2 separate regions of the Mus musculus genome follow, and region 2 is linked to region 1. Evidence: chromatin loops called from intact Hi-C (ENCODE). Cell type or tissue: left cerebral cortex. All regions are shown on one strand. Links, peaks and the distances in the headings refer to the core of each region. The heading gives the core; the rest is flanking DNA.

Region 1 (15,533 bases), core at 3,695-8,694:
GATGCCCATATTTTGATGTTGGGCTGGCTGTTAAAAGTCACCCAAAACTCTTTAATGCAAACTCTTTACCCATTCCCCAGTCCTGCTCTTCCTACAGGATCCGGAGCCCTAACTGCAGCAGGATTCAGCTTCCGCGATTGTTTGCATTGCTGACCCTGGTTTTCAGAATTCCTGGCTCAATCAATCCTGAAGCAAAGCCTCCAAGATGTAAGATATGACCTCTTAGTTCCTGCTTGGGGATGTCCAGCTCTAATCATACACACACACACACACACACACACACACACACACACACACACCCTCTCCACCTCCCGGGCTTATAATGACGCTGGCTGACCAGTGGTATGGCGACAGAGAGACGCACTGGGGCCCCCAGCTTGACTGCCACAGCCCCTGGGCCAGCACAGCCGTCCTCTCGTCCTCTCGGCTTAACCAAATTGCTTTGACAGCTGGGGACAGTGTGGAGACTTCAGAATGAGGGTGATCTAATGGCCCCTAATTCCATCAGGGTGACTCTAGATTCAAAGTCGGTGTAGAGTACCTCACTCTTTGTCCATGAGTTGCTGAGAGGAAACTCGGGGAGGGGGGGGGACAGCTAAGTGGCTCGTATCTGTTGATAGGGCCAAGGACCTTTCCTGGAAGTCTACCCCAGAATGACCCCAAAAAGTACTGTCCAAAACATAGAGGTGCAACTTGAAGCTGAAAGGAGACTGTGAGACAAACTCAGTTGCCAGCTGGAGATTCCATGGAGACCCCTACTAAGGATCCCTGAGGAGGGAGCCCAAGGAAGGAAGCAGGCAGGGAGTCCCCCACCCCCAGGACCTTGAACCTACTTTCTGATCAGTAACCAGAGGAATGCCCCAAGCCTTCTAACCCTGGAGCAGAAGAACCCCAGGACATTTCCGCACTGGGACCACTGAATTCAATGATCCATAAGAAGTAATCAGGATAGATAAAACTTTCTACCAACAATCCAGCCTTCTCCCCTTCCCACATGTAGAACCCCTCAGTGGACCATTCTGAGACCCTCTTCCCTCCCTAGGTCCCAGTTGGCCTGGCCTCTGTCACTATCACCTAGAAAGAGCAGAGTTCTCATTTGAACTTATTCCCAAGTCCAACCTACCTAGACCCTCATCTCCCTAAATTGGAGACTATGAGCCCTGCTGGTAAGATCCCTATCCCCAAGCAAAAGGTATGAACTTGGGCATATCTTCTAACCTCTCTCCCATCCCCCGACTCCCCTTTGCAAGAGCATCCTTGAGTATCAGATGTCCAAGGATGAGCATGGTCATCTAACAAAGGGTTTTGAATGGAGAATTCAAAAGCCCAAAGTAACCAGGAGATTTGGGGCTATTTCTCCAAAAAGCCTGTGTTTTCTTGTTCTTTGGGGGAAAGGAGAATGAGGCCAGATTGAAATGGCTACACACATCACCTGGGAGAGGGGATGCACACACTCACTGTACCCTCACACAGTTTGGGGGACTCCCTGGACCCCTCTCATAGATCCAAAGTGATGCTAGCTTTCAGGATCCTGGTCTAGGTTTGTCCTCTCTGTGCACGGAAAGGAGAAAAGAGACTGCAGAGTTGGGTAAAGTCTAAAAGCACTGAGCTTCAAGGGGGCAACGGAGCCAGAAGTCACTTGCCACCGGTAAAAGAGGAGGCATGAGACCAGGAAAGATCAGTGACAAAGAGAAGCTTTAACAGATGGAGAAGCTGGGATAGAACACAGGACAGGCAGCGGAGAGAGTGTCCTCTCAGTCTGAGAACTGTAGAGAGCAAAGAAATGTTTAGGAGCGGGGACAAGAAGGTCAGGTGCGGAGCGACAGAGAGAGGAGCGGAGGCAAAAAGATGAGATGGGATAAAGTCCCGTTTAGAGTGATGAAAGAGCTGACAACTTCAGCCTTGAGGGTGGGTCCCAATTAGCTGGGGAACAGCTTGGGGCTAAGTAATTGGCTGCCGGAGAGAGCTCCAGGGCTGTGGAGCCGCAGAAAAGGGGGCCGAAGATAGAGACCTGGGGAGAAGTAAGGGGGAGCGTGTGTCACACATTAATGGGAGACAGGGTACTTACGTGTCCAAACGGGTCCAGGTGGTTGTTGGTGAGTTTGAGCTTCTGGAAGGAGACAAGTTGTCGCATCCAGTGGGCTCCGGTTGCTGGGGAGTCCGGGTGCACGTAAAGGCGCCCCGGCATGGCAGGCTCTGCTTTGCCAGTTACGGACCTACATGAAGGAGAAAAGAGTTGCGGGGGTTTTCCACGGCCTGCCTGGAGGTAGCTGGTCAGAAGAGAGCTGCTTCCGAAGGCAAAGTTCTGGGTACATTCCGTCTCCTTCAGACATTTACAGCCCACACTATGTCCAAGAAAACCCCTGGCCTGGCCCTTTCTTCTTCCCGCCTTTCATGCCTGCCTGCTCCCCCACCCCCCAGCCTAGTGCCAGAGAGTGTGGGGCCTCAAAGTCTCGGCTGCCCGCAAATTATCGGTGGTATCTGAAAATATGCACGTGCAAAACTCTCAAATTTGCAAAACGCAAATGCTTTTTAAAAGGAGCCAGCAGCCTCTGAGCTGTGCACTGCCCACTGCCTGAGGAGCAATGGAGCCCAGGCATGAGTCTCCTCTGCCGTTTTTTTTTTTTTTTTTTTTTACCAGTAAAGCCACTGGCCAGTTTTGCAGTTTCATATAAAAAGTCATGTTCAAAGCAGGTAACTCATAAAAAAATAACTGTAAATGATTCTATGCCCCCCAGAAATATATCCAGTACTTGGTTTAAAAAAAAATACCCTTTAAAAAAAAAGAATTAAAAAAAAAAGTACAGCCCATGTGAGTATTGAAGTACACGGGGTCCTCTTACTTCCCACAGCCTCAGTTTTTAGGTCTATGAAATGGGAGCTAATGGCTGTGGTCCTTTTATTATACAACAAGATAGGCACAAAAGCCTTGAGATTTAGTTGGAAATTATTATTATTATTATTATTATTATTATTATTATTATTATTATTATTGTAGATTTTCTGTTCCGGTTGCTGTGTGTGAGCTAGGCAACACAGTTTCCTCCCAGCCCTCCCTGCCCTTTGGAACCCTGGAACCTACCATTTGTTATCAGCAAATTTATATCTGTGGTCGTCTGCGGGAACAATATCCATGAGAAGAATATACTTCGTTTTGGGATTAAGGCCAGTCACCTTCACTTTGTAACTAGGAAACATTCTCCTGAGGAAAAAGAAAGAGGGAGATGAATGGAGGAACAGGCAGAGAGAAAGAAGGGGCGAGATTCGTGCAGATACTCAGAAGAGAGGGTCCCTGATCTTCAGCCATTTTCCACTGAAAACCACTGGCCCCACTCCATCCTCCGTGAGATCCAGGCCGGGTTTCCCCTGAAGTTACCGGGAGGAGAAGAAGGCGCAGAGAGAAGGGAGGCAGCCACAGCAACTGCAGGAACCTCAGAAGAAAGTGTAGCCCAGGGATTGTTGCCTCTAGATTTTCAAGTTTAGAGAGACTCCATTTCAGCTGGATAATCTAGTATCAGGGGGAGGGGGAGGTTCATTCAATACGAAGCTAGCCACTTGTTCACTCAAGCTCGAGGTTTGCCATCCAAGGTGGCACCCTAGGGACACATCACCTTGAATACTAACTTTAGTCCTCTGCCCTCAGAGGCGCAAGTTAACCGTGGCTACCAGAACGCGGTTCCCAAGTTCTCTGGGTTAGTGACCAGCCCCGTATGGCCAACGTGCGGTCACTCATAAATGGTCTGCAACTTCTCCACGCGCTTGGCAGGTTTCCCTGGGGAGCTTAAACTCCAAGGCACTCAGGAAAGAAATTCCAACCCCTTCCACAGATCGGTTTTTAGAGCGAGCCGAAGCCGGAACTAGAAAGCTGAAGGCACACAACTAGTACAGAACTCGGCTCCCCCATACCTCGGCCCCACTAGAATATTTTTTCCTTAACGTCTGGTGAGGACTGCGCTGCAGGAAGCAAGGGATCCGGCTGGATTTGCGCACCAGGATAAGTCATTGGACTTAGGTTGGTGCAGCGTGGGAAGAGGTGAGAGAAGGCCTCTCCATCGCTGGCCGGAGCCCGGACCTCCTCGTGTTTATCTGCCCCAGCAAGAGGCACCAGAGACAGTGCAGGCCTTTTATAGTTAAATCCTCTCGGCTCCAGCGAGGACGACAAGGCAGCCGGCTGGGACTTTCCCTCCTGGGCAGGATGGGAAAGGGAACCTCAGATGTCTGATATAAACAGACCCACCGCCTTCTGGTTCACTAAGGGCCTCAGGCTGAGCGGGGGAGCCGACATTGTTTAATTTCAAGAAATAATAAACGTCACCGTTGTCAGTTTATTGAGGGCGGCTTGGGCTGGAGAACCCGCGGAATCTGGAAAAATCAACTCCACCCTTTACGCACCCGGCAGCTTGGGCCTACTGCCCTGGCCTCTGTCTCTTCCGCACCCCTGCACTGGGCAGACTGGTGGCCTCTTATATTGTGGGGACACATGTAGCTCAGGCCGCTGGGGAAATGAGGTCGTTCCCCAGGCCGGCACACACAAATGCACACCGAAGACACAGAATTTGAACTCTTCTGTCACCCTCCAACCCCAGACCTAGCCTAGCCTCTCTAGCTGAAACTCCTGCCGGCCTTGAAGAGCAGTTTGGGCCCAGCGCAATAGCTGATCGGCTGTGTTTATTCGTGTCTGTGTACAGAGCGCTGAAGAGCTACCCCACCCCACCCCCGCCACTAGCTTTCAAAGACTTTACCGGCTCTCTATAAACAATGAACGAGGTAGCGAATACATTCAACAATCCCGGGTTTGGCAATCATCGGGTGGGGACCCTGGAACTATTCCAAGGTCAGAGAAGGTGGGAATAGGGGTGGAGGCCAGGGAGCAAGTCCAAGTCTAAGGACTCAAAGTCCTTCTACAGTCTCCCCGTTCTTCACCTTTTCTCCCCGCCTCCACCTTTTTCTCTTTAATCCTCCTATAAAATCGGGAACGAACATCCTACCCGGAGGTAAGCATTGGGGGGTTAGGTCTCCATCCTGCGGAGGACTCTTTAGCCAGAATGAACCCTGATTGAATATTGGCTCTATTCTAATTTTTTTCTCCCAAGCCTCTTCCGTGTTTTTTGTTTTGTTTTGTTTTGTTTTAAATTCCCTCCAATGACTGTCCTCCTTCTGTGGCAGGAGCTGGCTCACCTCCCTGCCTTGGTGATGATCATCTCTGTGCCCACTTCGTGGAACTTCAGCCACAGTTCACGTTCATGAAGAAACACCTTGATTCCTTCCATGCCCTTGATAGACAAAGAGAAAATTTTCAGTGATGGGTCTTAGCGGGGAATCCTTTCTCAAACTCCCCCCTATATGCAGAGGCCAAGTACCTACCAAAGTCTGTGCGGTTAAAGAAAGAGCGCTCTGACTTCTGGGGAGTGATGGAAAGTCTAGGGCGACCCATGGCATCTGCCTACAGCTCCCTAGGTGAGTTGGAGCTTGCGTCCAGCAGCATCTCAGTCCTTAGTACCTGCTGTCTCTTCCACCAGATTGAGGCCTGGGAATTATTCCCCTCCACAGAGCTCCCCCCTAGAGGACCAGGCCATCTAATTTGGATCCATTTTTAGCTGAAACATGATTGGGAGGGGATCCATCTAGAAAACCCCACTAGGATATTTTTGTATTGTCACCCAGATGCAAAACACACAGCTATGCAAATACATCGCTGTCCGTCATCACTGGGTCTAAATATGAACATACAAAAATTTTCAATATTATTGTTGTTATTAATATTGGAGACAAAGTCTTGCTCTGCAGCCCAGACAGGCCTGGAATTCACTATGCAGCGCATAAAAGTGGTCTCAAACTCTTGGCAACCCTCCTGCCTCACCCTCCTAAGTGCTAAGATTCCAACACATGTGAGCCACTATGTAGAAATTTTCAATTTTAAAATCGTTTTTCTTCTCAAGGACCAAAAAAAGTAGTTTTCCCCCTCAGTGTCTATATTAACAATCTTTCCAGACTCTTGCCTTATCTAGCACCACCGCCCAGCCTTTCTTTGACTTGGGGCAACCAATTAAGCCTTTTAACATTTTCTCTTTCCACTGGAAGTTATTTCTAAAAACCAATACCAAAACAGTCAGACACTACTCTTCATTGTGAAACAATTATCAACCACCGACTAAAAAGTGAACTTGTTTTCCCTTTTCAAAATGTTATGTAAATTTCCCCAAACTATTCTTAAGCCTCTTTGCTTTTATTAAAAGCTATACACACATCAATTGGACAAGATTTCTAGATCAAACTCATCTCTCTGGTCAAGCCTTCCCAGTGACACCTAGTTTTAAACCTACTTAGCGCCCCCAAAAAACGATGGCCACTCAAATAACAGACCACAAGACCTCTCCCTCCACTCCGGACCAACTTCCAGTCAGCCGGGCTCTGGGTGCCTTGGTTCCAGCCCCTGTGTGCTCTCCTCGGCGGGTCAGGGAGCTCCTCCAGGCCCCGGAGCAAGATAAATGGTACTGTATGAGGGGCGAGGCGGGTTGCGCAGAGCAGGCGAGCCGAGGCGAAGGCTAAGAAAGATCTAAGGAGGGTCAAGTCATCGCTCATGCCGGCCTGAAGCGGCCGCTGACCCGACCCTTAATAAGGCATACCCAGGGCAGCTGGGAGAGAATTATCTGGCCCGTTGTTAGCTGACCCCAAATAGTCGGATAATTGAGAGCTCTCCAATAATGTAAATAGGTTTCTAAAATACGCAGGCCATAAAGATAAACGCCTCGATAAAGTGGATTGGGATAGAGTGGAATTGGGGGAGATTTGGTGAGACTAGCCAGGAAATAGAGGGAATAGCTGGCCCTGCCCACCCCCCTGCACCGTTAGCAGAGAGCTGGGCTCAGTCCTCGGTCTACGCCTGCCGCTGGGCCGGCTTTTCTTACCTGCTGGGTGAAGGCAGCCTGCGGGGATGATGGAGACTTGCTGGGAGCCCCCAGAGCACTCTCAGGTTTCGAATCGCAAGACCTGTCTTTGGAATCAGGCTCCAGAGGCGTGCGCGCCAGGCCAAAGCCCTCATCTGTATCGGCCATGGTGCGCAGGGGTTCCTGTGCCCGCGCGAGGTTCTATTCTGAGGACAAGAGAGGGAGTTGGAGAGTGTCTAGCGACATAGGGGACAAGCTGTTTGACCCTTCACTCCAAGCTGAAGGAGGCTTCAGAAAGTCTTTTTTTATTGTTATACTTTCCGACCACGCACCACCGCTTGCGAAAGACCCGCTTCAGACAGGGAGGAGGCGGCAAGGCCCCCCACATCTCCCCTGCACAGGCTCTGGGTGATAAGAGAGCTGTCCGTCAAATTTGTCTGAACTCCTGGAAGAGCCAATAAAGATAAGGCGTCGGTATTTTTGGAAGCCATCGGGTAGAAACCCAAAACAAAACAGAAAACAAAAACCTTGTGCCCCTTTGAGAAATGGTCTTTGTCAAATCCAAGAGACCATGCCAGCAATTTTTAAAAAATGAAACCTCCTAAGAGACGTTATTTTTCTACAATAGACAAAAGGCCCAGAATAACCCGCGTCTTGCAAAAATAAAAAACAGGGGAGAAAGAGATATACCCGGAGGATAGAGGATAATAACCCTCTCATCATCTGTTACAGGCATTAAAATGAAACAGCCTCTCCCCAAGCCTAAGCAATACCAATGGAAAATAAATAAATAAATAAATAAATAAATAAATAAATAAATAAATAAAGTAGCCAGGGAGAGCTGGAGGTAGATCCAAATCAGAGAGGGGCCTACAACTCGGTGGCTGACTCTCCACTGCCGGTGGCGGGGCTGTACCCTCACGGATCTTTTTCAGATCGGCTGGCTGCGGGAGAGTGGGGGGTGGGGGCGGTGGTGCAGGCGTTTTCGTGGAGTAATCAAGCTAAAGGGAATGTCTTTGAGCTTCAACGGGGCTGGCTAACTCAAACTGCCAGCCTGGCTCCCAGTCGGACAGCCTAAAATCAGTCCCAGATAAATTCTGGGCTGCAGACATTCAGTGGACTGCTAGGGAAGGAGGTACATTGGTAGGGCAGCCCCGAGTGTTCAACAGAAGAAGATGAAGCAAGCAGTTGAAATTCTTAGTTCAACCCCCTTCCTCAAGGGAGGATTTCTACCACTGCCTCTACCTCAAAACACCAGCAGACCTCAAGTAAGAGATGGCTTCCCACAGTTTTAGCAGCTTCTTAGGCAAAGAAGCCTGCATACCAGCCTGGTTTGAAGCGGCCTGAGACCTAAACCGCCACAGATCGTTTCTGAGGCCCAATTCTTTCTTCCTCTGGCCTTAGGAGCTTGGGGAAAACTGCCATGGGATCCCCCATGATCTTCTCATAACAAAGAAAAACAGGGCTGGAGCCCCACATACGCTCTCCCATTCGCGGCCAGCCATAGGGAGAAACCCTCCGGAACCCTTGCCAGGATCCAGGGAAGCTTAGAGGCCGGCGGAGACGAGCAAGATGTGGTTTGACAGAACCAGGCCGTGTGCCTTGCAAGCCTCAACGCTGCTCCCCGAGTCGCGGCAGCCTCCCGGCGGCTCCCTCTTGCCTTGAAAGGCTCGGGTAAAATCTCTGCAAGCCAGACTCTGCAGAATGCAAGACAGGGCTGGAGTCCGCCATTCTCTGTTTCCCCAGCCGACTGTGGCTGCCTGCTCCCGCCCAAGCCTCCCCGGCCATATGGTAGTACGGTTACCTCGCTCTGTACAGGGGGATGCATTCGCCACCGCCCCTCTTCCTCTTAGCAGGAAAGCCGGAGGCCAGGTGGGGGTGCAGGCATGGTGTCTCTGGAGTTTGTGCTGGGGATTGCTTGCCCAAGCTAGCTGCTACTGTTGCTACAAAGAAGTACCCACCACTAGAGCCTCCCAGCGACTGCCCACCTCCAGCACACACCTCCTCCACTGCTCGCTGGCTGTTCGCTAGCCCCAAATACTTTTAAGTTGTCGGGCTCCAGAACGGCTTAGAGGAACAGAAGACTAAATAGCAGATCTGGGAGCATCCCTAAACCCTACGATCTCAGTGTCCTGCTCTGCTCTTGCACCCCCAGAGAAGAAAAACTGGGAGACTTGAGAGAGACTTGGGAATCAGCCAGCTGTTTTCAGAGAGATGCTTTCAGGGGTTAAAGTTCCAGAATTTGAAGTATGACTTTCTCTCTCTCTCTCTCTCTCTCTCTCTCTCTCTCTCTCTCTCTCTCTCTGACAAACTAACTCAGCTGGGGTGCTCACAAAGTATAGAAAATGCTTCTCTAACTGGCTCCCTCTTCTCTCTCTCTCTCTCTCTCTCTCTCTCTCTCTCTCTGTGTGTGTGTGTGTGTGTGTGTGTGTGTGTGTGTGTGTGTGTGTGTGTGTCCTCTCCTCCCCTCCCTCCCTCCTCCCACCACCTTTCCCACTTTCTCACTAGATATACCCCAAACTCTTGAACCACTATAGGACCTGCTGATTCCCCACCCCCACTCCCTTTCCACTTCCCATCCTCTTTACCCTCCTTCCATCTCTGTTGACTGCTCTGAGCCAGTGGTTGCAGGGAGGAAAGAAAAAAAGAGAAGGAAGAGGAAGGAAGGAAGGAAGGAAGGAAGGAAGGAAGGAAGGAAAGAAGGAAGGCAGGCAGGCAAGCTACAGTAATCAAGGCAGAACTCTGGGAGCCCAGCAATTTCAATGGCCCAGCCCTGCAGAGAACCAAGACTGGATGCATTAGGCGTGTGCACACACCCATGGGCCTCTGCAGCCTCACCCGATTTCTGTCTCCAATGCTGACCTCAGACAGAGAGTGGTGTGACCCTGCCTGGCCCCTTGCAGAGCCAGGACTAGCTGCCTTGACATCTCTCCTCCACTTCAGACTCATTGTCCCCCACCCTACCCCACTCCAAGCTCTCTAGGACTTGGGGGAGAAGGTGCCTTAGGATGGGGGAACCAAGATCAAAGATGCCAAGAAATTGTTGTGTGTGCCCCCTCCTCAAGACACACACTGGAGTGTACACAGAGCAGTGCCCAGTTTTATTAAAATAATCAGTCACTGAGGGCTGGCTGGGGGTTTCAGCTGCCAGCACTCCTTGGCCTGCCCTTAGCCTCTCTGAAGTCTGCAGTTCAGAGGGTGAATAAAAGCAGCCCACAGCAGAGGCACTGGAAGTAGCTCTTGCTGTAAGCAGAACCAGGCCGGGACAAGCACAGAATGTTGCTTGAAACAAATGCCCCAAATCACATTCTGTTTCCCTCTTCAGCTTCCTTGTATTCTCTAAGTACAGGGAGTCTTTTCTGGGACTCTAATTAGAAACTACATCCTTAGAGCCAAGGACTGGAGAGAGAGAGAGAGAGAGAGAGAGAGAGAGAGAGAGAGAGAGAGAGAGAGAGAGAGAGAGCCCATAGGACTCCGGCAACATTGTAGCCTCTGTGGCTGCAAAATTTGCAGGCTGCCCTTGCAAAAACTTCAGTGGACTTTGCAGTTGTAAGCGTGGGGGCAGCTAGGGGCAACCCCACTCTCTAGTTTCCAGGTCTGTTTTCACACAGACCCTGGCCAAGGCCAGCTATTTATTTGTGCAAACACCTTCGTCACGCGCTTCTAAAAAGTCAGCTAGAAAGCCTTTGGGGTTGAACAGAGAGGCAACCTCAACCTTGGGTGCAGGACTGAAAGCTGAAAGCCGGTTGAGAGCCTGCATCTCTGGTTGAAGCATAGGGGAAATCCAGACAGACCTCGCCAATCCCTTTTACATTCACAGAGATTTGAGGATAAAATTAATCCCCATAAATAATCAGCAGGCCCTTCCCGAGAGGGAAAAGCTGGCCTTCCCCAAGCAACAACCCAGCCAGAAACACTTCCTTCCTTGGGCTTAGATGGTGCACGAAGCCAGCCACCACTCAATGTTGTTTTCTGTATTTTGCTTACAAACTGGCACACGAGATCCAGTCTTCCAGGTGATAGAAGATAAAAATCCAGTCAGGAAGGGGTTCAGCCAGGCTTAGGTAGGGTGGGAAGCAGAGGCTCTGGGGAAAATTAAGGCCGCCCTGAAGATAGATATCTGTCCCTCCCTTTAGTTTTCCCCCAACAAGACTCACCTCCAATAACCTCACTCTTTCTTCAGCCAAAAAGCCAAAAGGGTTTGCTCACTGAGGCGAGGTAGCTCACAATGAGTTTTGAAAAGACATCACCTCCCCCCCCCCCGCAAAGACACCCCCCCTTTAAAACGAAGACTTCTTCCAGGGTCTGTCAAGAAAAGCAAGTACCTCCCAGCTCGCCGTTGGTTTGTGGTCTCCGACAAATTAAATATTACTGTTTATTGCCAGGCATACCCCAATAAAATAAAGAGGCAACCAGGCGATAGCGACTATCTCACCAGCCGCTGGTCCTATTGGGCGTGGAGACGTCACAAGTCACGCAACCAGCCCGCGCCTTGTCACGCTGGACTGGGGGGCAGTGGCGGGCAGTGGCGGGAGGCTGGGTTCTCTCCCCATCTTCGTTTATCAAGGTCTACTGGAAGACACAACTCCAGCATGCCTGGACCTTGGGGGAAATAAAGAAATAAATAAACCCAGAGCCCCCTGGAGTAGAGAGTGTGAACAGGAGACACAAATAGAAGCAAAATCGATTCTCTTAGAGAGATCAAGAGAAGTGAGGACCGAGACCACTTTAGCTCCCATTTGTAAGGAAACCAAGGTTTCCTAAGGTTCGTTGCAAAAGGTAAAGGCTTCTTACTTACACAGTTTTATTTTTCTGTCGAGGAGGCCCTTTTAGCTGGTTACATTTGGGGTGCCATATCTCATGCCCAGTGCTGAAATAAGTACTGGTTGCTATCTTAGTGGATATTAGATATCTTAGATGTCTGCCAAGGTTCCTTGTAGAGAGAAAGGCCATTCGGTCTGCCGCTCCTTCAGTGAGATCCGGGGATGCAATGGGTCCCAGAGTGGCCAGACGGGGGCGGGGTGCGAGTGTGTGGTGGGGCGGGGTGGGAGAAGGGGTAGAGACGGGTGCACTGTGCAGAGGGAATTTTTTTTTCAGCGCCGGATCCTGCAGAGGGGCGAGGCGCTCTATTTTGTTTTGTGGAAATCGGCAATTATTTCTAGTTGGATCAATGGGCATAATTTCTGAGAGGTCGGGTGGGTCTGCGTAAGCTTCTACGCGCATTTGGAAACCCATTGGGTTTTGAGTTACGAAACCGCACAGACTTTCTCCCACCCCAGCGGCTCCGGGCAATAAGCTAGGCCTGCCCTACACGGAGCAAGCGAGCGTCAGGCCTTCCCGAGGGTAAGTTTCTCCTCCCGCCGCCCCCACCCCAACCCCCGCGTTGCGGGCCCCAGGAGAGCCAGACATTCCATCTGAACTTGTCCTGGGGTTTTGCGATCCCTGAAACTTTAGGATTCCCAGAAGCATGACCCGGTTCTGGTCGCAGTCCACCGAGGATTGGAGCGGCAGTGACACGGGCGGCCCTGCAGCGGTAGAGCCAAGGTCAGGCCCCAAGGGACAGCGGGGCAGCAGCCTGCAGCACAGATGCAGGACACCAGCGTGCATCCCTGTTCTCTTCCCCAAGAGTCCAGGCTGCCCGGCCTGGTGCTCCAGCTTTGCTTTCGTTTCCCAGGCGAACGAGCCCCAAATTCACGTTTTCACCCAAGAATGCAATCCAGAATCCTTGTCCCCGTATTCGAGTAGGGTGACCAGGAGAACCGAGGTGGGGGCAGGAAACCCAGACCGAGGGTGCCCCGCGAGTGGGCCGAGTTCCTTTCACTTTCCCCCATTGCTCCGCAATTTCGGGTGCAACTACCTGGGCCAAGCCCAGCTTCAGAGACTGGCCCCGTGCTCTGGAGAAAGCAACCACCACGGGAAGAGACTGCAGCCTCAGCGTCTCCTTGTCCGCTTCACCCTCATCCTCTGTGCGGGAGAGGGCAGCAACATACACGCCTGGCACCTTCCTTCTTTCCAAGAGTTGCGCTTTCCTAACCCTGCTCCCCGCTGGTTTTTCTCATACTTCCTTGCCCCCTTTTGCAAAATTTCCGCCTTGATCTTAAATACCTCGAAAGATAGGAAGACCCGGAATTCTATTAAAACAAAACAAAACGTAATGAGCCATTGCTGTTATTTGTATTATTACTATTGCTATTATTAGTATTCGTATTATTGCTATTCCTTACATTTCCCCCTTTAATTTTAGAGTAAAGCAAAGAGAACACGCGGGAACACAGACTTAGTTCAGTATCCCTCCCCAATGGCCCTGTCCCTGCCTCCTTTGGGTCTCCTCTGGGGTCAGAAAGTAGAGAGGAGAGCACACAGGCCTGGGAAAACTAATAAGAATTCTAATGACAATAGAAATGACGAGAAAACTAAACTTTGGCCAACTTAGATTGCAGAAGGAAGACTCCTTGGGAGGGTGGGAAGGTTTTTTTGTTTTCTTGGTTTTTTTTTTCCTCAGGAGGTCACTTTCCCTCTTGCCCAGTGAAATCTGACTTTATTATGTGGGTTTTTTTTTCCAGGATTTCAGGAAGGTTCTTTCCAATGTTTTATTCAGCTTCCAGCCTCTCAGCTTTGGGCCTTCAGGGAAAGTGTTGACTAGGTTCGCAATTATTCAATATTCAATATACCCTTCTAATATCCCTCTGGTTATGATTATTGCTCTTGACCGAGTGGGTGGACAGGTTGTTTTGTATTTCAAATCAAGGAGATAAGACATGGATATGTTTCTGTAGACAACAAGCTGTTCGAGGAGTCCTCACTCCCTCAAAGTAGCAGTTAGGTGACTGTAGAACTCGGTGGTAAAGGACATGCTGTCCAAATCCCGCCCCCCCCCCCAATTTCGGTGGTCATCAGTCCCAAAGGGTGAGGGTCTGAAGTGAAATGGCATGGAGCCTCCTCGGGCTGCAGGGTCTGCACTGAACCAGGGGAATTTGAATCCTATCTGCAATCCCAAAGTCGATGAAAGTTCTGTGGATGTAGATGTTGCTTCTACACCATCAGTGGCCTCAAAATGTGTGTATGTGGTGACCTTATTGGCAGAGACCTAGGCTAATAACTCTAGGGCTGGGGTCCCCCTTGAACGTAAAGGGACCTATCTGGATCCCCCCATACCCTGACAGAAGGGTGCTAAGGAAACCTGGGAGTGCACTATTCTCTGGGGCTCTGGAAAAGACAAATTTTCTTTGGCAGAAGGAATGGTGTCGCGCTGTCGACACGAAAGACTATTTTTCTTGTTCCCTTTGGGGGGGGAGAAAGAAAGCAAGAAAGAAAGGAAAATTAAATCCACACGTGTGTGCTGGGCTTGCTCAAAGGGCCAGATTCAAAACCAGAGATGAAACTGCACCTCTATCCAATGCTGGAGGCCTCCGGGGGCCCTTTCCAGCCAGCCTGCCCTGAAGAAGAGAGGCATCACACCAGAGAGAATCCAAGCCGTTTCATAAAGGGCCATGCATAGATGCAGGGGTGGGGTAGGGTAGGGAGGAGAGATGAAACCTCACCTTGGGCCGGGGAAACAAAGGAGAAATTGGGAATGGTTACTTCTGTATACCAGGGCAGTGTGGTCGCTCCAGGTTTAGGAAATTACCAAGATCACATCAGACTTTTAAACTTGGGCCTACACACTTGTTCAAGAAACATCAGTTTATCCACACACATGCAGGCACCCTGATCCTTGAGGATAATATGGGTGGCCCTCGATAGCTTTCTTTCCTCTCCTCAGGGAGTACAAGGTTCTCAGCTGGGGTCCACTGAGGAGGTAGGAAGAAAAGAGAGCTGCCACTCCTGCCTGGAGCTGTAAGTGAAAACTCTGGTAATGACTTTAGAGAGGTGAAGGGAGGTGGGGGGGGGGGTGCGGGCGAGGGTGAGGAGGGTAGCCAAACCCCAAGTAGAAGGATCAGTCACCAAGACAATTGTTTGGTCGAGACCTCTAATTTTTCTTCCCCATCAGCTGCTAGCTGCACCCCCCCCCCAGTCAATCCCTTCCTGCCTCACCCAGCCCTGATAGAAGGCTCTGGAAGCAGAGACAGCTTGTCCCTCTGTCCCAATCACAACAGGAAGAACCCTGGTTAGGAAGTAGACTGGACTGCTTTGGGTGGGAGAGCTGTGTTTCATGAAGGACTCTGGGTTTCCTGGTCACTGTAGCGACCAAGAGCCACCCATAATACTGTCAACAGTGGAGATGGAGGGGGCAGTCCAGTCTTGTATCCCTCGGTGTCTAGATGTGGACACTGAAGTATGGAAGCCTGAGAGTGCTTCCACTGGTACCCTTGGCTTTGAGAAAATTGCTACTTAGTTTCAGCCAGAAAAAAAATGATATTTAGTATCAGCCTGACTCGGGACCCTTTTGAGTGGTAACCCTTGGTGGAACCAGCCAGGTCTGGGACTTTAGATGTTCCACTCTTAACCCTCCCTTCCTTCCATGGCCTGGAGCCACCTCTTCTCGGGAGGAGGAAGTCAGAAAGGAGAACATTTGACATTAATGGAAACTGACACCAGCCTCTCTCATTTAGGAACAACAGGCCAAGAAGAGTTTGGTGTTGGATGTGACAGAGAAAACATTAAAGGAATATTCTGGTTGAGCTCTTCCTTGAATTTTCAGGGTGA
Region 2 (15,533 bases), core at 4,224-9,223, 600 kb before region 1:
TAAAGCCACTAGCTTAGTTGTCCTTAACCTTCCTAAGGCTGTGACTTTTTAATACACTTCCTCACATTGTGGTGATCCCTGACCATAAAATTATTTCTGGTGCTACTTCATAACTGTAATTATGTAATTATAATGTAACTATCTGTGTTTTCTGATAGTCTCAGGTGAGCCCTGTGAAAGGTTTGTTGTCTTTTTTTTTTCTCCTGGGGGTCTCGACTCATAGTTTGAGAATTACTGCCCTAGTGGGTGGGGGAGGGGTCTTTGTAACTGTCAAGTTGTAATTTTGGGGACACCTACCCTGACTCTCAAGATACTGGATGAAAAAAAGACCACACAGAGTTGAGGGAAAAAAGAATTTTTTTATTAATCTTTCTTTTTTGTTAAAAAAAAGTTGATTTTTTTTTGTTTTTTTTTTTGTTTGTTTGTTTTTGTATTTTTTTGTGTGTGTTTTATTTTGTTGTTGTTGTTTTTTTTTGTAAACCTCTTTCTGGCTCCCCTCCCCAACTCTGCCCCACCCTCCTCTTAAAAATATAAAAATGTCCAGCCCCAGATAACTAGAGTACAATAAATAAACAGTAGACACAAAAACATACTTTATTTGTTTCTTCTTTATACAAAATAAGGAAACTAGAAGCGTCCGACTTCCAAAAAAGTATAATACTGTTCGTCCTGATGGCCCAGCCTCCAGGTCCCGGGCAGGGAGAGTGATCCGTGGGCAAATGCTCAATGACTTGGCGCCCGGCTCAGGGTCAGAGCAGGGTGGGAGGGTTCGAATCCTGCCAGGCCCCTCAGACTCAAAGTATGGAGGAGCAGGGAGTTGGGCTCAGGAAGGCCAGGCCCAGACCGCGCACCTTCCTAGACAAGCTGACATTGAGCCACCAGGGGGCGCCAACTCGCAGGTGGATTTGTCTTCCTGCAAAGCCACCATTCACCGGCGGTCCTCCTCATTTTTCTTCTCTGGCTGAGCTTTCCTCAGCTCGCTCGCGCTCTCTCTCTCTCTCTCTCTCTCTCTCTCTCTCTCTCTCTCTCTCTCTCTCTCTCTCTCTCTCTCTCTCTCTCTCTCTCTCTTTCTCTCCCCCTTTCAACCTCTCTTTCTTTCTTTCCTTCCTTCCTTCCTTCCTTCTTTCTTTCTTTTTTTAAAAGAGAAAGTGAGAAATAGGATTTCACAATGCCTCGGCTCGCAGGGAGGGGTAGTGCCATGGTCTCCGCTCCTTGGCCTCATCCCCCTCTCTTAGTTCAAGGAGGTGATGATGGGTGGGGGATCCGGAGGGCTTCTAAGATGTGCTTGGAATCTCGACCCTTCAGAATATTGACTTTGGTCCCGAGAAATTGCGCAGGCGCGTGCCAAAGCTCTGAGGGGTGGTGATGCGAGTGGCCTGGTTGGGTGCGAACCCACGAGAGGACTCTTGAGGCTTACCCAGGCGGCGTCCCGTCCCGGGCTTGGTGGCAGGGGGACAACTCAGCCCCTCGGCCTTACCATACGGCCGCTTCGTTGAGCTCAGGGTTGGGGTGCGACAGGGGTCCACTGTAGCCGCTGGTGCCGCTCATGGGGAAGGGCGGGCTGGGCCCGCCGCTGAACACCTCTCCCGGCATGGGGTGCAGCGCACCGGGCAGGCCCGGCTCGGGGCTCGGCGTGTCCGGATGCGAGATCATGTCGGTGAATCTGGGGTTGTCCGCGCCGTGAGGCCCGGCCAGCGGCGGTTCCAGCGCGCCCAGCGGCGTCGAGCCAGGTCCCGATGCTGCCAGGAAGCTGGAGTCGGCAGGGGACTGCGCCTGTGACGGCGGACCGTGCGCGAAGAAATCGTAATTGCCTCCCGGAGCGTAGTAGTCACTTTGGTAGTCTGCGGGAGGGAAAAGGGATAAGAGACCGTGTGAGGACAGACTGCCAGGGCCGATAGGGACCTAGGGGACCACGCGAAGGCGACTCGAGGATGCGAAGGCCAGGGCGCCCAGATAGGGCTGTCAGTACATATATGCTGAGGGTGTGTGAGAACATGCCACTGATTCTAGGTTAGACCGAGACATTGGGTGGCTCTGAGAGACTCAGGGAGAAAGCCTTGAGGTTGGGAAGAGGACCGAGGAGGACCATGGGTAAGGCTGGGAAGTAACAGAGAGAAATAAACGGAGAGACCGAGGGACTGAGAGAGACATAGATACTACCAGGACGCTGAGCAATGAGGGACACAGGCGAGGGAGGCGAGAAATCGCTGGCTCCCAAACACACAGAGAGGAGGAAATAGCCCTAGAGGCCAGAGGCGTAAAGTCAAGGGAGAGATGGAGAGATGAACCGGGTTGGTGGGGAGGTGATAGAAACTAGTCCCAGACGTGTCACCCTACTCTGAACAGCTAAGTACACGCAGAGGCGTAAGCGCAAGTACAGGAACAAACAAACAAACAAGCCGCGGTAAGGGTGCAAGGTGAAAGAAAGACTATGTGGGTAAAAAGACAGATGGGCACAGAGATAGAGAGACAGTAGACTGAGAGGAACAGGAATTGCCTTAGGCTGGGTGGCTTTAAGAAAGGAGCCTGGGGACCGAATGGCTGCTGCCAGCTCAAAGCACCAAAGTGGTTCAGAACGGGGTTGGGGCCCCAGCCAAAGAAGCAGGACCCGGCAGCGGCCAGAGCGCATGAAGCGGCGCTTTGGCCCAGGGCGCAAAGGGCGCAGAGCCAGGGACAGCGTCAGTGTCTTCTCTGGCATTTTTGCTAGTCTTGCCTAGAATTGAGAAAGCCAAGCTCAGTGTCTGTCACTGAGGGGCCCGAGGTCAGGGCCACTTGCGGGTTTCGTGTGTGTGTGTGTGTGTGTGTGTGTGTGTGTGTGTGTTTGTGTGTGTTTGTGTGTGTGTGTGTGGGGGGGGGCGTCTAGAGCCTCATGAGCCTTGCTAGGACACCCAGGATATTCTTGAAGTATTTGGGGACAGAGATCTTTGGAAGAGAGTTGACACAAATAAATGCACATCCTTCCCACAAATTCAGGGATGCAGGATTCATAGGTCAGGCGTTCAAACCATCACAAGAAATTGCTTTTGTGAGCACCCTCTGGCCTCCCCATTGATCACAGTTTCTTCCACCTCCAAATCGGGGCCCCTCCAAGATTAGGGTGCAGGACCCCACCAAAAGGAGCGCCTAACAGCCTGTTGAAAGAGACAACTCGCTTTGTAGAGCAGGGAAAACCGGCGACCTAGAGGTCAGGGTCTCTTCTGAAAACCCGCACCCTTTGCTCAGCCCTGGGGTCCGAGTTCACCGGCGGGTTCTGGATGTCATTGTCACCCCGCCCCTCTTTTTTCTTTTTCGGAAACCCTGAAACATATCCAAATCGGGGGTGGGGGTGGGTGGGAGGAGGGTTGTCTGGAGACCTTCCTGGAGTGGAGGTAGTTAAGGTAACAGCTAAAACGGCCGCCAGTTACTTTTTGAAAAAACTCAAATTCCATTCTGACCGAAAGCGAGGAAGGTTGAGAGAGAGACGAATTTGGGGGCCCTCAAAGGAACGGAAAGGAAGCGCGCTAAGCAGGGAAGGCCGTGGCTCTAGAGCCGTGCGCGCCGCCTCCGCCCATATGGCGGCCGGGCCGGAGGTAATTGGAACAAACGCTGTCTGAAAAGGGCACAAAAGCCGCAGCTGGGGCTTTGTCCGAGCTCCCACGGGGAGCCGCGGGCCCCGCCACCCGGCCCCTTTCTCGCCCGCTGACGGCCGCCGCCACCGGGATCTCCCAGTGCGGATTAGGCGGGGCTGCCGGGCTGGGGGTTGGGGGGCAGCGCCCCCATCCCCTTTTCAGAGAAAAAGAGGGTTCTGGTGTTCTGTCCCCCACCCTAACCCTCAGGTCTGCAGAGAGGGTAAGGTCGGCAGGATTAGATCAATGCAGGGTGGGCTGGTCTCCCTGAAACCTTGATTAACTACTCAGGTTGGGGCTGGGGGGGGTTGTTTCTAGGCTGGTACCGCCCCCACTATCTCCGGGCTTCGGGTCAATTTTTTTTTTTTTTTGGGGTGGAGAAGATAAGCTAGGTGGAAAGATTAGACACCCTAGGTCACGCCCATCGCCCCACAGTTCCGGCTCCCCAGTCCGCACCCCCCATCCCCCGGCGCGCCACCACATTAAAAATCACCGCTTCACGTTTTGCCAGTGATTTTCAGGGACCTTGGACTGGTCTACAGATGAACTTTCCAGACTTCCGCACATGGACGTCCGGCTTGGGGTTCTCTTACTCTCTCTACCCGGCTTTGCCTGGCTTCACCGCCACTCTACTTCAGCATTGTTTCTGAATCCACCTTTTAAAGAGAATTGCTTTTTTTTTTTTTTTTTTTTTTTTTTTTTTTTTTTTTTTTTGCCTCTGAAACTGGGTTTGGAGCCCCCAAGCAAGCCAAGGGCTCAGGGATGTTGGCTATAGACACTCCCGATGGATCCACAGATTGCAAAGCTCGGCGGTCCAGAGAAATGCAAATCCCCACAGAGGGCTCTGAGACCGGGAGGGTAGCCGGGCAGTTCCCTCCTTCCTCAGGGAGCTGGCCACAGCGAGGAACTAAGGAAGATGGGGTACCGGGATGGGGCACAAGTCCCAGGGAACAAGAGAAGAAAGGGACCAAGGAAGCAGGGTTGAGTCTATTAACAACTTCCTCCGTGCAAACCTGCCTGTCAATCTTCCCAGACTCAAAGATGAGTCCGGAGAATTAGCCTCTCCCCACCCACTTCTAGACCAATCCATTTGGTACCCAGGGCGTCTGTCACAGAGCAGAATTGCTGTCTTTGAAGCAAGCTGCGAGCATGCCGGCTCCCTTCTCCCCCCCTTCCCCCACTTCAAGCCGGTGGGGTTCCAGTCTTCTTCAGGTTCACCAATGCCACGGGCCGTGAACAGTGGAAATTAGGCAATGAGGCGGTGGAGAGAGACAGAGGTGCCCGGCGTTTGCTGGCCCTGCTCCCTCCCATACGACCCGGGAAGTGTGCCTCTCCTTCTGAGGGGAGTGGAAAGTACCGGTGTGTGGTTGTCTGCAATCCTACCTCAAGCTGGTTCACTTAGGTCTCATTGCAAGTGTGTGTGTGTGTGTGTGTGTGTGTGTGTGTGTGTGTGTGTGTGTGTGAGAGAGAGAGAGAGAGAGAGAGAGAGAGAGAGAGAGAGAGAGAGAGAGAGAGAGACGCGAGTCCACGGGCCCTGTGTGGGTGTGCGTACCTGTGGGTGAGTAGCCTGTGCTAATGAGTCTGTCGAGGAATGGTTTTGTGTATATCCTGCGTGGGTGGAGAAAAATCAGGGCTGCCCTATCGTGGCCCAAATACTCGAGGAAGCCTGGAAGAGCTGTGCGCCCGGGCAAGTAGCAAAGCGTCCCTACGTGGCCCTTACCTCCGTAATAAGTGTATGGGGTAGACCCCAACATCTCAGACTCGTCCAAGCGGCCGCCCAGGGGACGCATGCGCCGCGGACTCCGGAAGAAGGCGTGTCTCCGCGCGCCCAGAGCGCTCAGCTGTTTCATGCGGCGTTCTTTGGACCTTCGGTTCTGAAACCACACCTAGGGCGAAGGAAGGGGCAGTGAGACCAGGGTCAGGAATGACCCCCCCCCCCCTCTTCTCCCGCTGGGACTGGCCCTGCTGGGTCCTAGCGCCTCGGGCACACCACAACTCCCCCCCAAGCGAGGGCTGGGCCGGATTAGTCCAGGAGGGGCGGAGAGAAGCTTCAGCGAACCAGCCAAGGGTGAAGGATTTCGTGGACCCGTGGGGTGACTCATAAAGACCCCGGCTTCCTGGTCCTCGGCTTGCCCGCGGCCAGACGGCTTTATAAAGGCCTCCTGCCCTGCCAGGACCTCGCCCGCGGCTGCAGAGCCAAGCTCCAGCCGATTGTCGCTTTGCCAGCGCCAAGGCGCAAGGACATCTCCCCTTTTCTGTGCTTGGAGTGGAAGGGGTCCCGGAGGCCTGAGAGGCTTAAGCTTGTCAGGGTGGGGTGAGGAGGTGAACGGAATTCACAGAGGTCTGGTAACAGTGTTCAAAAATCACATCGCTAGGACACAGGAACTGGATAAAAATCTTTTGGTTAAAAATTCCCCGCCTCCAAAGGGTGCCCAGATGGCCCCCAACCTCGGGTGCACGACTGTCTCTACGCAACCGTTCCCCCCCATCCCCGGCCGTTCACAGACTACGCTGCCCGACGGGAGGTACGCCTGCTGGTCTGGAGGGCTGGCCCATCGGTCGTACCTGAATGACCCTCATGTTGAGGCCCGTCTCCTGTGCCAGCTGTTCGCGAATGTGGCGCGTGGGCTTGGGCGTGGCTGCGAAGGCTGCCTTGAGCGTCTCCAGCTGCTTGGCCTTGATGGTGGTGCGCGGGCCGCGCCGTTTGGTGCCGGAGTTCTGTTCCTCATTCTCGTTGTTAGCGGTTTCCTTGTCCGATGAGGTCGAATTGTCGGTCTCTTTGGGGTCGTCCTGTAACGGATCCTGGAGGTCCGGGGACAAACTGCGGTCCGTACAGGACGACACTGCGGGGTGGATGGATTGGGGACAGGACAGCTGTGTCAGCGCTATCTGTCTCCAATTCAGAAACGGTCCCTGAAGACCAGGCTCTCTGCCTTGGTCGCTGGGTTCTCTCTCAAATCAGGAGCACCCCTCCCCCCGGACTCGGCGCCCGCCCACTCTCTCCAGCCCGGGTTTGGTTTGAAAGGACCTTCTCAAGTCCGCAGCTCCCGGGGGGAATGGGGCACACCCTCTGAAGAACCTTTTCTTTGGGAGTGCAAAGCAAAGAAGGGAACAGACTGTCCCCTCTCATCCCCCACGCCCCATCTCTCTTTCCTCTAAATAGCTATGAGTGCCCCCACGCGCCCCCCCCACCCCGTCCTTCTAGAATTTGCCAGGACATCAAATGATACTGAAGGGAGATTTTTGCTGTTCTAAATTGGGTTGGTGGGGGCTCCCGAAGACGAGCCTGGCTCGGGTTTCCCCTGTAGAACTGGCTTCTGTCTCCCCATCCCTGAAGCCCCCTAACAAATGAATGCTGAGCTGAGATTAGACCAGACCAGCCCCCAGCCCAGGGCAGGCACGGGGTGGAGGTTGAGAGTGTCAGCTGGGTTTTGGCGCGGTATAGAGGGAAACTGGAGGAAGAGCAGAGGGCTGCGTACCCGAGTTGAGACTTCCTTCCTTGAGGCTAGAGGAGCTTAAGTAGTCGTCCTTGCACACAAACTTGTTCTCGTCGATCACGTAGAGCTCCTCTCCGGTGGATAGCTGCTTATTGCACACCATACAGGTGAAGCAGTTGAGGTGGAAGACTTTGCTCCGGGCCTTCCGTACCAGGTCGCTCGGAGAGATACCTTGCGCGCAGCCGGCGCACTTTGTGCCAAAGCGCCTGTGGATGGATATAAGGCGACTGTCAGTGTGAGGTGGGAAGTTGGTACTAGTGTCCAGGTCCTCTTCAGTGCTGACCTCTTCCAACCCCCTCTGGCGTCCCAGACACCCGTATTTGTCCAACGGAGCCCTAATTCTAGTCTCCCGAGTCAGGGCTGGTTTGAGGGGGAGGTGGCCCTGCTTTTAATGTGTTGATTCAGGCTATATGGGGCTGTTCTAGAAGAGCTGAGAGTTTGGCCTGGAGTGAAGACAAGGGTTTAGGGGGTCCCAAGATGCCTCCCCTGCCCTCAGGTCCCCACCAAATCTGTCTTGGTTGTTTCAGGAGCCTACAAAGGATTTTAAGCCTGTGGAGTAGATTTTCAGTATTTTTAGTTTTGCTTCCTGGATTAGGGTGTTGTGTGTGTCAGATAGGACCACCATGTCTGTCTGTCTGTCTATCTGTCTGTCTGTCTGCCTGCCTGTCTTTAGCATCAGGGTGGAAGACCTGAGCAAAAAGGCCAGGACTTTTCTCTTTCTATCCAGGAGACCTGCTAGACTCCCAGCTTTCAGGAGCTGGGGACAGAAGGCCCTCAGAAGAGTACATTCTGGAAACAGGAAGTCAGTTTCTGCACACACACACACACACACACACACACACACACACACACACACACATCCTCCTCCCCCATCTCTGGCCCCAGCAGACAGCAGAAGAATGGGAGCAGAAGCTGATCTTAAGTCCTGCCCAGCCAAGACCTGGGATCACTCCAAAGCCCTCTTTCCCTTGCCTCTGAACAAATCCTTTTTCTTTCCTGGGCTCTGGAAGAAAGTACCCCCGTGTATGCACATAATGGGTGGTGCAGAACCTAAAGGAAGGGGTACAGGTTGTGTGGAGAGGAAGAAGAGGGCTCAGAACCCTGAGGGGCCCCTTCATCCACTCACACCCATGTCTCTAAACAGAGTGAATTTGGGTGACATTGATGTAGTGAGAGCATTAGAAACCATAAGTCACTTTTGGCCTTATCCGGCAGCATAATTGGCTATATACACCTTATCAAAAATCATTAGGTGCTTTGCAAGCATGCCACATTAGGGGCACCAGGGCCTCTGGGGCTAGGGAGTTTACACGTGTAAAGGCGAGGCTGACATTTTCTCCTATTCAAATTCCCAAGTGCCCGGCCACTGGGGCAGGCGGCAGCCTTTCTCCTTTGCCGAGCTAATCACGCCCCCTCAGTGCCTGGAATTCAGACTCACAAAGCCAGTCTGGGTGCCGGGTGGAAACGGGCAGAAAGCGCAGCTACCAAAAAAAAAAAAAAAAAAAAAAAAAAAAAAAAAAAAAAAAAAAAAAAAAAACCCACGCGTTTCTAGGCTGCCCCATAGCATTTCTCATTTTGGGAAACTGAGGCCCACAGAGACACTGGGTCCTGGCCTGCCTTGAGGGGCTGTATGGACTTGGGAAGGGAGATCTCAGAACAGATCGGCTGATTTTCACCTTCTACTTCTTCAGTGCCTCTCCAACTAGGAAGAAAATTAATCGGGTGAGGGTGGTGGGGGGCCAGGGGAAGGTTCTCATCGCCCATCTCCAGGAGATCCCTTCTTAGCTAGGGTCCTTTGGAAGTGAGAAGTTCCTGTTTGTCCTCAGATTACCCTCTGGGTTTAGGATTTACTGTGTGGAACAAGAAGCTCCTAGCTGCTCTGAACTCCCGACACATCTTTGGGATCTGGACAGGGGAGTCTTGAGGCTTCTGTCCTGGGGACTCAGGTGTCGGGGGAAGGGGCCCAGAGCAAGTTGCCGAGCTTCCGGGCCTCTGCCATCTGACCGATCTCTGCTGCTGCCTGGCAGACCCAAGGTGAAGCAGCCAAACAGCCTCCTCCTTTCCCTCGACTCAACCTCAGCATCCCACAAGCAGAGGACAGGGCTTGAGGAGGGCAGACTGCCTATCTGCCCACCCCCACCTCCCAAGCTGGGGTGGGTCTCTTGGTCCCTTAATTCCCAAGGAGCCAGAGTAGAGCTCGGGCCAGCCAGTGGTAGGCAGCAGGGCGCGGCGGGGCCTCTTACCTGAAAAAGTCGTTTTTACAGTATAGCTTGCCTTCCCGTGAGAAGCACTTCTCCGAGAGGTTGGTTTTGCACTCGCAGCATTGAACACATTTGATATGCCACGCGCGGTCTAGTACGTTCAGCAGAAAGCGGTCGAGGATGGGCCGCTCACAGCCAGCACAGTGCACCATCATAGCCGCGCGCCCCGGCGGCTCGGGCCGCCTCGTCCTCCTTGGGGCCCCTGGGCCCTTAGGCCCTCTCGGTCCCCGCTGCTGTGGCTCTCAGCCTTCCTAGTCTGTAGGCGAGTCTGTAGGGGCGAGTCCGTTACGGATCAACCAAGACTTCTCGGGGTCAAGTCCTCCGACGCTCTCCGGCCTGGCGCTGCACTGCCCAGAGTGGCGTGGAGGGCGGCAGCGGTCACAGCCTCATGTCACGGGTCGCGACCGGGCGCTCGCTCCAGCTTCGAGCAGGTGTCCTCGGCGGCTGCTGGCTTCGGCACTGGCGAGCGGCTTTCCCGGTTGGCGGAGGCGCCGGCACTTTCCCCCACTTTCAAGCGGTCCCGATCCTCATCTTTGTCTGGCCGCCGCCTAATTCGCGCATCCTTATTCAGATTTGGTGACGTGGTGCGGCACGTAGGGGGCCGGGCGGCCAATGGGCGCGCCGTGGCCATAGCAACCTCTTAAATTTATAGCATATCTAAATTGGCTACAGCGTTGCGGTCAGGGCAGAGCAAAAAAAACAAGACATCAGTATTGCCGAGTATTTGCTAGTACCTGTTCCCAAGCTAAGTAAGTATTTACCTTCTAGTTTGGGTCTGGAGGGGTGGGGGCGCGATGCGAAAACCAGGGTTCTTTTTCTCTCCCATCACAAATAATTTTGGGGGGCAGGGTTCCAAGGCCTAGCCAGGGAGAAACCTCCCACCAGGTTCGCCACCCTCGCAACCTGTAGAAGTTGCCCAGGCAGGGAGTGCGCTGTGGTCCCCCTGCTTCCGAACCCGCCCAGCTCCCTCTTGCTTTAGACTGCGGCTCGCTCGGGCTCTGAGCGTAGGAGCTGGGAGACCCGGCACTTCTCCCTACGGTGGCTTCTTTTGTCACTCACGGGGCTAGGGCCCAGCAGGGCTTTTCTCACCAAGAGACTGAGGGCGGGAAGCTTGGGTACTTCTGTGCCTCCCTCCCCCACCCCTATCCAGGTTGACTCAGGGATGTCACCTCGCCTGGTCTTGGGAATCCCGAAGGTCGTTTCTAAGTGCCTAGCTCACTCGGCACTGGGGGAGGTGTGGCGAAAGGGGTGGTCTACCTCGGATGGGTGTTCCGGCAGGTTGAGAGGAGGCTGAAGCTCACTACATCTGTCTTGGCCACATCGTCCATATTCCAGGTCAGGCTGGCGGGAACCGTGGTGAGTGGGTCGCTCGATAGAGCGAGGGAAGCTGGCCACAGCCGGGCGTCATAGGCACTCCCGGGCCCCCCGAGATGCTCTAAGTCTGGCCCTCTCCTAGAGCCAAAGGCAGCTTCGCAGGTGTGTGGGTACCAGCAGGTGTACTCTGAGGAGGGGCGCGTGGGCCTGGAGGGGAGAAAAGGGATCAGGCCTTGTTTCTGCGAGGCCAACCAGGCCACCGCTTGCTTTGGACGAGGTAGGGCTGGGAGAGTGTTTTGGGATATTTCCTTGCTGCTGGGAAGAACGCTGATGGTGCGGGGCTGGGGCCTAAGGGTTGGAGCCATAGAGGAATTGTGCCAAGACTTGGCTGTGGGTGTTTGTTTGGGCGTATTTACTGAGTTTGTTAGCAAATATCCACTGCTTGAAAACTCTCTATTTATAGTGTGTTCGCGATCAAACCCTGGGACGTGGAGGGATTTTTTTTTATTTTTGTTTCTTTTTCTTTTTTCTTTCTTTTTTTGGCATGTAAAATTTCTCGTTTATAATTTCCTGTTAACATGTGCATTACCTTTCTTTCTTTCTTTCTTTCTTTCTTTCTTTCTTTCTTTCTTTCTTCCTTCCTTCCTTTCTTTCTTTCTTTCTTTCTTTCTTTCTTTCTTTCTTGTTGGTCTGTGTCTCTATGTGTCTGCTTACATGGGTCGACTGGGTGTGTGAGGAAATGCTTGTTTGTAAAGTCACTCACAAGCATGTGTTTATTCTGACATGCTGCAGGTGTATTTTAATGTCTGAGTGTGAGTGTGTGTGTGTGTGTGTAGATATGAATATTCCTACTAGAGATCCTATGTGTGACAGAACTGGGCTGTGTGATCCCTGGCACTGAATTTTGTAGATGTGTGTGTGGTGTTTGGACAGTAAATTTTTATTTACACAACTCTTGTAGAAGTGGGGGAAATGTTTGTGTATCAGTAGCAGGGATTCTCCTCATGGATTAGGGGGAAAGACTTGAAGAGTCTCATCAGCGGAGCCTTTTGGGAGACGGTTCCCCGCAACTTGGGTAGCCTCTGTATGTGGGTACATCACCTGGTCGCTCTTTTGTCAAGGAGACTGAGTACCTGCAGTGTAGTGTAGTGTAGTGTAGTGTAGTGTAGTGTAGTGTAGCAACCAGGACCAAGCAGACTGGATCACACCCGGGGCCTCCTAGGCCTGTGGAGAGAGATTCTTGAAGCCTCTAAAAGAAGCTCTGTGGCAGTGCCCAGCCTGTTTGCCTGGGGGCCTAGATGCTCCCAGAGAGCAGAGAGATGAGGAAGGGCCCAGAGAAGACAGGAGTCATGTAGGCTGCCAGCTGAGGCGAACCCACTGCCCCTCTGCCTTTGTTTCTTGGAGCCCCCCACCCAACCCCATCTTCTTGATTCTCCTGGAGTGCTTCCCTCTTTAACTCAGTGGCTTGCACCTCTTTTCCTGTTCCCCTGGCCCCAAACCTTCCTCTCCTTCTTTCTCTATTTCCCTCTCTCCCATGGTTTCTTTCTCCCTCTGCCTTTTTGCCCTATTTGGAGTCTGGCATCCATCAAAACACTTCAAAGGCCTCTTCCCATTATGCATTGCTGTTGAGATGTGTGGAGAAAAACTCACACCCTGACACTACAGTCCCTCAACCCCCCTCCTCCTCCTCTTCCTCTTCTTCCTCCTCCTCCTCCTTCTCCTCTTCCTCCTCCTCCTCTTCCTCCTCCTCCTCTTCCTCCTCCTCCTCCTCCTCCTCCTCCTCCTCCTCCTCCTCCTCCTCCTCCTCCGCATCCCTCCTCTATCCATTTGTGGCCACACACTCCCTCAAGTCACCACAATGAATAGCCAGAGTTCTGCCCATCCAGCCCCGGCTGAGTCTTTACTCTTGGACAAACCCATCAGCTGACTTCTCCTGGAATGTCAACGTGTAGTCCACGCCCCAGCAACTGAATGCCAAACCAGGGAGAGAACTGTCGTGGAGAGCAACTACCCTGGGAGTCCCCCAAGTCTGGCTGTGGGTGGGCCACCTGGGGCTGAGCCGGATGGTTGTAGCATTTGAGGGTTGGTTGGGCTTACAGAAGGCCCACAAGGGCTCAAAGGATTGGCCTACACACAGCCCTTCAGAGTCACCTGGGTGTTTCACCCATTCATGTGGTCCAGCCCCATTTACAGACACCCCCCCCACACACACACACACAAACACAAGCCAGCCTGGCAGCCACCACAGCTTCCTCCACATCACTATAGCTTTCGGAAAAATAGCAGACCAGCTATTTTATATATTATCCCGCCCCAACAGCACTGACAGATGGCCACCCGGCAGTGAAATTCCCTCCTATATGTAACTAATAAACGCTTCTGTCTTAACAGGGTGATGCGCCAAGACTCAATGTCACTTATACAGGATGTTGATGGAATTTACTATATAAAAAAAATCTCCCTTCTAGAGTAAAGAGTATCAACATTACAGCTCGACAGACGGTGCGGGGATAAATGAAACAGACAAAAGACAAACAAGATAATAATCTGTTTCCAATCACTTAAGCCCTGTAGAGTTAGTAAAATGTTGCTTGCATATTCCCCCTTGAGTTCGGTAATTAATTACTGGCGAAGAGACGCACACCTCCCGACTGGAGTGGGAGCTTCCAGGCCCGGAGAGTCTGGGCTTGGGGGGGTGTCTTTCTCGCGGTCTCCAGCTGGGGACACTGGACAGCAGTGGAGGAAGGAGGTGCCTCTTGCGCAGGCCGAGAAGAACCTTTTCCTCGTCGCACCTATACTCCTCTCCCCGTGCCTCTGAGATTCTTCAACTAACAAGAAAGGGGCCCATCTCCGATTGCCTGAGTCCTTCTAAGTCTTCTTAAGTCTCGGATCCATCAGAATGGCCTGATTTTTTTTTTTTTTTGAGAAGGGGCAGACTGGAGGCTCCAACAGCGCGCGCGCGGGGCGGGGGCGGGGGTGGGGAAGGGGAAGGGGAAATCCAGGAGCTTTGCCCCTGCCCTTTTCTCCCGGAAGCATCTCAGGTGTCGCAGCAGCCGGTCTTCTCCCGACCTTGATCATTTACCCCCCCCCCCATCACGTATCCTCATCCCCCCCCCCAACTCCCCCACCAAGAGCCAGCGAAGCTTTAACATTAAACAAACGCAGCGAGCGCCTGGGAGCTGCGCTCTCGGCCGGGTCTGCGCGGCAGCGGCGGCGGCGTTACAAATTGTAAATTTAAATTGCTCTCCGGATTCATTACTTCCCCTCTTTGATTTCAGCCAGCCGTGAAAAATTATACTGGTGTACCACTGAGAAACTGCTTTGCCGCAAAGAGCCTGCGCCTAATCACTGGCTTTCTCCCTCCGACAAGAGTGTAATTATTTTGTTTTGGGTGTAAATATAGGCGGCCCCGCGCACAGACACTCAGCATCCCGTCGCGCACGGCCCGCCGCCCAGAGGCATAGGCCCGGGGTAGGAGCGGGCGTGGAGACCAGGCCGGAGTGAAGCGCCCGCCTGGTACTTCAGGATGACCCTGTCTCTAGTCTCTGCCATAGGAACGACAAACCTTGGGTTTCCAAGCCCAGCCGGGTGCACTCCGGTGCTGTTCTGTGTGGGTCAAGGTCAGGCCGAGAAGAGTGAGTTGGGGTGCGAGTGGATGAGAATTCTTGGGCTCTAGCAGGCCCCACAGACCTGAACGGAGTTCGGAGACCAGGTCCTAGTAGGGACAGTGTTCTGGCCTAAGAGGGACACGGGTGACAGAACTGGGAAGGCTCATGTGCCCTAGCGCAACACTGTGGATGGACTACTGGGTTTCCAGAGCATCGTTATAGGGCTCTGGATCCTCCTGCACCATGAAACCTTCGGAATTAACTGCCTTTTAAACTGTGCGGGGCGGTCCTGGGACATTTCCGAACCGGCCAGGATTTCATCCTCTTTACCTTCGAGGGTTGGGAGATACACCAGTAAGACGTTTCCCGAGACAGCGGAGGAGTGTTTAGTCTGAAAAACACCTGGTCCAATATCTGAGCCTGGCAGGTCTGAGCCTCCTGCCCAGACTGCTGGGCAGCGGTTGGGGGTGGTGGTGGGGGCGATGAAGAGGGGAACGGGATGGCAGCACCCTTAGGTTACCAGATAAGAAGACAGCTAGGGTGTCAGCTGGGAAATTGGACTCTGTTTTGATAATGCTAAGTAAGCCCCGTGGCCCAGAGATCCCAAGCACGCAGGACAGAAAGTGACTCCCGCTCTTTACCTTCCCCAGAGGCCCCACCCGTAGGCCCTTGGGACCCTCGCCCCAACCCCCCAGCAGCAGGCTACAGCTTGTCCTTGGATTGCAAGACACTCGTTCCCAGAGCAGAGTTCAGGCTCCAGGAAACAGAGCCTGGCTTGATCCCTCTCAGCAAGGAGGGGACTTGGAAAATATCAGAGGAAGCCCCCCCCCCCCCGCACTCTAACTTGTAAGCCAAACAGATATTTTGCTTAGAGGGGAAAACCCCACGCTAAGGGTCGTCGTTGGAGTCCAGGTTGCTGGTTTCTGCCAGGGTTGAGTGTTGAGCATGGCTGAGAATCTTCTCTTCTCTTCTCTTCTCTTCTCTTCTCTTCTCTTCTCTTCTCTTCTCTTCTCTTCTCTTCTCTTCTCTTCTCTTCTCTTCTCTTCTCTTCTCGGGGAACAGGGCTTAATGCTACATGGTGGGGTCCAACCCCAAGTCTGGGACCCCCTCTGGTTCCATAGCTTGCAGAATCCATCCACTGGGCCCTGGGAGTGTCTTCTCTGAAGTTCAAGGAGGGCAGTTGACCTGCGATGTCTCTCCAAATGAAGAGTCCCTGGCACACCTAGTATGCTTTTGAGTTTTGGTTTG

The links. A loop is a pair of places that touch in the nucleus more often than their neighbours do. Peaks named below come from ENCODE experiments on the same cell type or tissue, not always from the same donor. Only the 100,000 strongest peaks of a DNase experiment are listed, where the experiment ranks them.
Region 2: it touches region 1 in a loop (8-fold over the local background); 9 of 42 quality-filtered maps call a loop at or near these places.

Annotation. Positions count from the first base shown.
Region 1 is chr5:119,828,436-119,843,968 of GRCm38, reverse strand. Tbx5 (T-box 5) reads right to left here and starts at 9,306. Exons shown (of 9, transcript NM_011537.3): 1 at 8,692-9,306; 2 at 6,909-7,093; 3 at 5,179-5,273; 4 at 3,083-3,202; 5 at 2,069-2,216. The coding sequence starts at 7,055. Gm5563 (predicted gene 5563) reads left to right here and starts at 11,983. Exons shown (of 3, transcript NR_169213.1): 1 at 11,983-12,230; 2 at 14,650-14,723; 3 at 15,440-15,521. In left cerebral cortex, for the core only: no CTCF peak of the experiment used is centred there; DNase peaks (open chromatin) are centred at 5,559, 5,841, 8,132, 8,546 and 2 more places.
Region 2 is chr5:120,426,266-120,441,798 of GRCm38, reverse strand. Lhx5 (LIM homeobox protein 5) reads right to left here and starts at 9,913. Exons shown (of 5, transcript NM_008499.5): 1 at 9,346-9,913; 2 at 7,085-7,308; 3 at 6,171-6,448; 4 at 5,326-5,491; 5 at 342-1,841. The coding sequence starts at 9,518. The coding sequence ends at 1,474. It overlaps Gm27199 (predicted gene 27199), which reads left to right and starts at 10,032. Exons shown (of 2, transcript NR_166585.1): 1 at 10,032-10,112. Gm31976 (a long non-coding RNA gene) reads left to right here and starts at 10,119. Exons shown (of 2, transcript XR_878743.1): 1 at 10,119-10,719. In left cerebral cortex, for the core only: no CTCF peak of the experiment used is centred there; no DNase peak of the experiment used is centred there.